Regions from separate parts of the Homo sapiens genome. Here region 2 is linked to region 1. Evidence: chromatin loops called from intact Hi-C (ENCODE). Cell type or tissue: GM12878. All regions are shown on one strand. Links, peaks and the distances in the headings refer to the core of each region. The heading gives the core; the rest is flanking DNA.

Region 1 (2,924 bases), core at 298-2,797:
CAATTATGTGCTAGCATTGCAGGATTTAAACAGATAAATAAGATAGAGTCTTCCCCTTTAAGAGTTTACAGTCTAGTGGAGACAGACATGTAAATAAAACAAACAAAATATAGCTCATTGGTTTTATAACAGAGTTTTGGGCAAGATATAGCAATGACAAAGAATAAAACATCAATCTCAGTGGTTCCCTTTTTACACAAAAATGTGAAAGGAGCATTGTAATTTGGTAAAGTTGATTATATTGCAACATGTACTTATATTAAGGAGAAATAAGAACTTGTATAGCTCCTAAAAATCTTCTAAGAAACCCTTGAATTTTGTAGACAAAATCTAGGAGTATTATGTGGGTCTTAATAAGCTTTTGAACTGTATTAATTTGTGTCATGGAAAATTATATCCTTTTGTAAAGTATAGCAAATAAAAGCTCCAAAAGAGTGCTTTATCAGCAGCAATCAAATTTAGATTGAATTTTTTTCTCTTTATGGGATTCACAAAAGACTTGCTGCAATGCAGCTTATGGAAAATGGGTCCCAGGAGGCAAAACCAAGGTGGACAATGGCTTCACCCTAGTTACTGTGAACACTGCCACCTCATCCCACACCACCCTACCCCACCCATTTACTCATTCACACTCCCTGAGGGCCCCCACTGGGTCATGTGGGCCAGAGATGAAACATGAAGTTGAGTAATAACTTTCGCTTTGGGCCATCAGTCACCAAATATTTCTTAAGAACCTACCCCATGCAGAGAGTTTTACTCAGATTTAAAGTACTGGAATAATTTATTTAATCATATTGTTACCTTTTTCCAAAGCAACTGTTATTTCACTTTAATCAGCAGTATAAATATGTCAAGGGCAATAATTTGCACCCATTCTAATGGGCACCCATTAGATAATTTGTACCCATTCTAAAACTAATTATCAGAGTGATTATGTGAGCCTTAATGTCCTAGAATAATCAAGAGCAGAGGTAGGACTTGACCTCAGATCTATATGTCTAGAATAGTCCTTTGTCTCCTGGGATGCTGTGAGCACCAGGAGCATTGCACTGAGGCGGCAGGATGGGGTGAGGGCACTTTGTCCAGATATTACCACTTTTCCCCAGTTCTTCAACCCAAGAGTCTTCCTGAAGGAGTGGCGATGCCCACACTAAAACCACACCCCCTCCAGGTACCCCAGGCACCAAGGAAGGCAACAGGGCAGATACCGAAGCATTTGGAATAACCACTCAAAACGCACAACCCCTTAGCCAGATTTTATTCTCATTAGAGAATTTTTCTCCCTTTCTAAATTGTGCCAGTTTCTTTTTTTAATTGCCTTTGTCACTCACTTAGTTCAAAACGTTCTTCAGCTTTCAGTTGTGCTACAGAGAGTGGAAAATGACGTGGTCAAATCAGAAACAGGTGTCACTTGAAATGTCTGCAATTTAAATGGGTTACATATTTTTGTGGTTTTAAAAAGACTTGAGAGAAAACAATTATGCCTTTTTCTTTGCCCTGAAGAATAACTTGCATTCTTTTTATAGTTTTAGAAAGTGTTTGAGGCATTTATAAGGAACCAAAGACTGCTTTTTATTTGCATATGATTTTTTGAAAGATTTAGAAATTACTGATACAAACGTCAATAATAAAAGGGAAATTAAAGTGAATTTGACATTGAACAAGGACAGACACTCTAGTCAAAAGTGAAAGTCACTAGACTGCAAAATAAACAAAAAGCATGACCAATCAAGAATTGCCTAAGACACAGAGAGGAGAAACTAAAGGACCCTTATGCTAATTTTATGCACCACTAATCTACTTCTAAAAATTTGGAAACATTCTATGAGCACTGCATTTAAAATAAGTGCTCTTATTCATCCGTGTTTTAAAAATGCAATGCATAATGTTTATCAAGAATCTAAATTACTTATATTTTCTATAAGACAGATGTTTCAAGTATGTTTATCCTAAATTTTTTAGTATTCAGAAGCACTAGGTTAAATACATTCATATGTTCTGAAGCTGTTAATATAAAAATTTTCAGCTCATTTTGGGATTCTTTTCTTGTAGCAATATTTATGTTACAAAATACTTTCATTTCAATCATAATATTCTTATATTTAATAGAAACCAGACATCACATCATCCATGAACAGAAGACAACACAATTTCTATTTCTTTTTCTGTCTTCTTTTTTTTAAGAATAGTGAGTAGAGTAAATAAGTAGAGTGACTGGATTCCTAGAGAGAATGCTTCACCCTGAGGAGAGGGTAATAGACCAGAGACAGAAGAGGGCCACCTGCCCAGCACCTCAGTACTTAGGAAAGCTTTTTAATAGAAAGTGTATATTTCTATATTAGATTCTGATATTTCTTTATAGATTCATATTTACCCAATGAAAATATATCATAAGGTAACTACTAAATAACAACTTACTATGCACACTGATGTGCGTCCACCTTCTAGTCTCCACACCACTATCATGGACCCCTGCAGCCCACTGGCTTCATGTTTCTGCAAGAGTTCATGATGAAAATAAGATAAAATGTGGACAATGAATATGAAGAGAAATTTTTTTAATGCGAGAAGGAAGATAAGGCTAATTGAATTTCACATTTTTCTAGAAGGCTTTTCAAGTCACTGAGACAATCTTATTTTGTCAAGGAGATTAAGCCCTCCTGGCTGATAAAATCATAATTAGAAATTTTTTCACAGAGGCAGTAGGCAAGACTTCACTGAAAAAGTTTGTCCACATTGTGTTTCATTCCTGTAGGAAAGCTAATCCTAGTATAATACTAGTAATAGCATATACATCATTGTCAGCACATATAACTAACTAAAAAGTTATTTACTCCGTATCATTCTAACCCAGTATCTTTTTACTTTGTGGAGACTGTTATTGTTTTAAATAAATACTTACATTGTCTGTGGTTTCCTTAGAA
Region 2 (2,924 bases), core at 92-2,591, 110 kb before region 1:
AGTAGTTTTGTTTTGATTTTAAATTTTCTGTTTTTAATCATTGTAACACGGTTATATAAGGGATTATCCTTGTTATGAAATATGGATTTATGAGTATTTTAGGGGTGAAAGGGCACCATGTCTCCAACTTACTCTTCAATGGTTCAGAAAAAGATTATATACATATGACAGAGAGAGATAAGGCAAATGGAGTGAAATATAAATAATTAGTGAACATGAGTAAAAGTCTTTATATAATTATTGCAACTTTTCTCTAAATTTGAAATTATATCTACATGATGTTTAAAAATATACAGCTATCCTCATAAGAATGTATGTAAAATAGTACACTTTATACTTTTACAACCTTGGATATTGCTTTCTCAAACAAGTACTTGCAGCAAATGGTGTAAACTTCTATTAAAAGTGTTCAAAACTATAAAAGCAAGGAGTCACTATATAGTAACATTCCCTAGGAAATATGATGAAGCACATAGAGTAGCAGTCCCCCTTCTAGGAAAATCTACATGAGCTATTCATTTCTCAGGAGTTCCGATTCATATGTTGGCTCACTTTTTAATAATGCAGTGTTTGTTGTAAAAGTGGTATCTGAGATTAAAACTGAACCATTGGATGAAACAGGAACCTTGAAAGAAAATGTAAGGCAGTCATTAGACCTGAAAATTTGTATCTGTTTATGGCTTGTGTTCACTCTAAGATTAGAGGAGTAAACATAGTGGGATATTATTTTCAGGAGGGCGAGTGTTGCAGATTCCTCGGGCTAAAGTAGAAGATGCTGGGAGATACACATGTGTGGCTGTGAATGAGGCTGGAGAAGATTCCCTTCAATATGATGTCCGTGTACTCGGTGAGTTTTTCTTTTGTTTATTGTTCATTCTTTTACTGAAAAGTATTTTTGAGGAACTAATGTTTGCAGGATGTTACACTAAGCGCTTTTGAGACTATAAAGATAACCAGAAACTGATAGTTCTCCCAAGGAGGTAATTATCTTCTACAAATTGACAGCACATTAGTCAGGACTCTTGAAGTATTAAGAAACAAACTGACTTAAATGAAAACAAACAAACAAAAAGAATTCATTGACTTATGAATCAGAAAAGTCCCAAAATAGAGCTGGCTACAGTCATGTCTGACTTCTGTGGTTCAAATGAGGTCAACCAGACTTTACCTCTCTCGACTCTGCTTTTCTTTATTAATGTCACTCTCAGGGAGGGGGATCCCCTTGGATAGCAAGGTGGCCTCTAGCAGCTCTAGGCTTGCATCCTCCTAGTTCCACATTCAAATGAAAGTTTTTTCTCCTAGTATTTACAATTGAAGCCCTAGAATTGAATTTCCGTGGTTTTAATTGGCCAAGTGTGAATCACGTATCCATCCAGAGCCAATCACAGACAGCAAGAGGTTGCAATGTTCTAATTGATAAGGTCTAGTTCATGTGTCCAACCTTGAACCAAATCACCATCTGAATGCATGAACAGAGAGTTGAAGAAGTATTTTTCCTGTAAGGGAAAAGATAAGTGACATAACAATTAACATAGATTTTAAAGTTCATGAGAGAGTTACAAGGAAAAGAGATGAGATGACAATTAAAAAATCAATGCTGACATTGTCAAGGACAGTGAAGGAATATCTTGGACCACCTGGCTTAACTTGACCTTGTCAGGTTCACAGCTACGCCATATGTCCTGCCTAGGATCAGGTTCGATCCCCAGCTCTAGTTGTGTTTAGCAGCTCTCTCATCAGCAGCTCTCTCATCAGCAGCTCTCTCATCAGCAGCTCTCTCACACTAGCTCTCTTACACTGTCCCCCTTTATCTTGGCTTTTTGCTCTGCCTCTGTGGCTCCTCTCAGCAGCCGGCTCCCGTGCATAGCTCTATGGCTGGCCTGCAAGGCCAGCTCTCTCTTGCAGTGTTAGCAGCTTAACTCTTTCTCTCTGGGGACGAGCTGGTTCCTGCCTGCCTTAAAGGAGCCTGGCTCTCCCTTACAGTGGTCAGTAGTATTACTCTCTCTCTCTGGGCACACGCAAGCCATGTCAAGCCATGCTATGCCATGCCAAACTGAGCCCCGTGCACAGTGTCGCAGAGCAGTTATACCTTCTACAGACAATAGTGGCTCAGAGCCAAGTATGAACTTACACAAACAGGTTATATAACAAGTAGAGTTGTGTGCCTGCGCATCAATCCCACTGAGTCATGCAGGCCTGGATGTCTGCCTCTGCCTATTCCTTGACCAAACACATCCATGTACCTTACAGGCCTAAATTTGGAAAGAGTTTAATTTAGGGTGAGTAGAAGGAGTTGATAATATAGGTAGGGAAAGATTGCGATTCAGTGAAATTGAAATGAAACTATGGGATTGGATGGTCAAGGGTAGATGTTCATGCCTCAGGCTGTTATTTTCAATTAGGAAGTCAGCAAGCAAGTTGGAGATGAGTTTAGAAGGTGGAACAAAGCAAGAAAATTAACTGGTCCCCAAATTCTGAGTTAGGGCTGTTTCAAGTCTGCTGCTCACCTCCCAGGTGCAGGGAGGGCCACTGAGAACAATTCTGAGTGGTGTAACCCACTAGTAGGGTGTGGCAGCTGGAGCAGGTGGAAGCAAAGAGCTGAGGTGGGGGCCTCTGCATGTCAGTGCCTGAATCTCCTAGCCCTCCTAATGCTTCAGCTCTTGATTGGTTTTCTTGATGTTGGGTGGTGATAGTCTCATTTAATCTAAAACTCAAGTTTATTATTTAGTAATCTGCAGTTCAAATTATACATTTTATATTATCTGAAGTATAATAAAATCAATCACGTAGCTTTGAATGTGAAAGTACGCATTCAAAATAACATTGAAATTCTATTGTGTGCTTTGTGGCATTGAGTATTTTCTTTACAAACTTTCAGTTTAGTTGTTGGAAACCCAGATACCACAAGATAGCATCTACATCAA

What was found. Peaks named below come from ENCODE experiments on the same cell type or tissue, not always from the same donor. Only the 100,000 strongest peaks of a DNase experiment are listed, where the experiment ranks them.
Region 2: it touches region 1 in a loop (2.0-fold over the local background); 2 of 110 quality-filtered maps call a loop at or near these places.

The regions. Positions count from the first base shown.
Region 1 is chr1:186,182,760-186,185,683 of GRCh38, forward strand. The region is part of intron 105 of HMCN1 (hemicentin 1); the gene reads left to right. LOC105371654 (a long non-coding RNA gene) reads right to left here. Exons shown (of 3, transcript XR_007066772.1): 1 at 2,903-2,924; 2 at 2,419-2,496; 3 at 1,348-1,420. Among named protein-coding and RNA genes, the nearest start is that of PRG4, 110 kb to the right of the region's middle. In GM12878, for the core only: no CTCF peak of the experiment used is centred there; DNase peaks (open chromatin) are centred at 627 and 1,492; H3K4me3 peaks cover 557 bases.
Region 2 is chr1:186,077,374-186,080,297 of GRCh38, forward strand. HMCN1 (hemicentin 1) reads left to right here. Exons shown (of 107, transcript NM_031935.3): 55 at 734-847. Among named protein-coding and RNA genes, the nearest start is that of PRG4, 220 kb to the right of the region's middle. In GM12878, for the core only: no CTCF peak of the experiment used is centred there; a DNase peak (open chromatin) is centred at 1,118.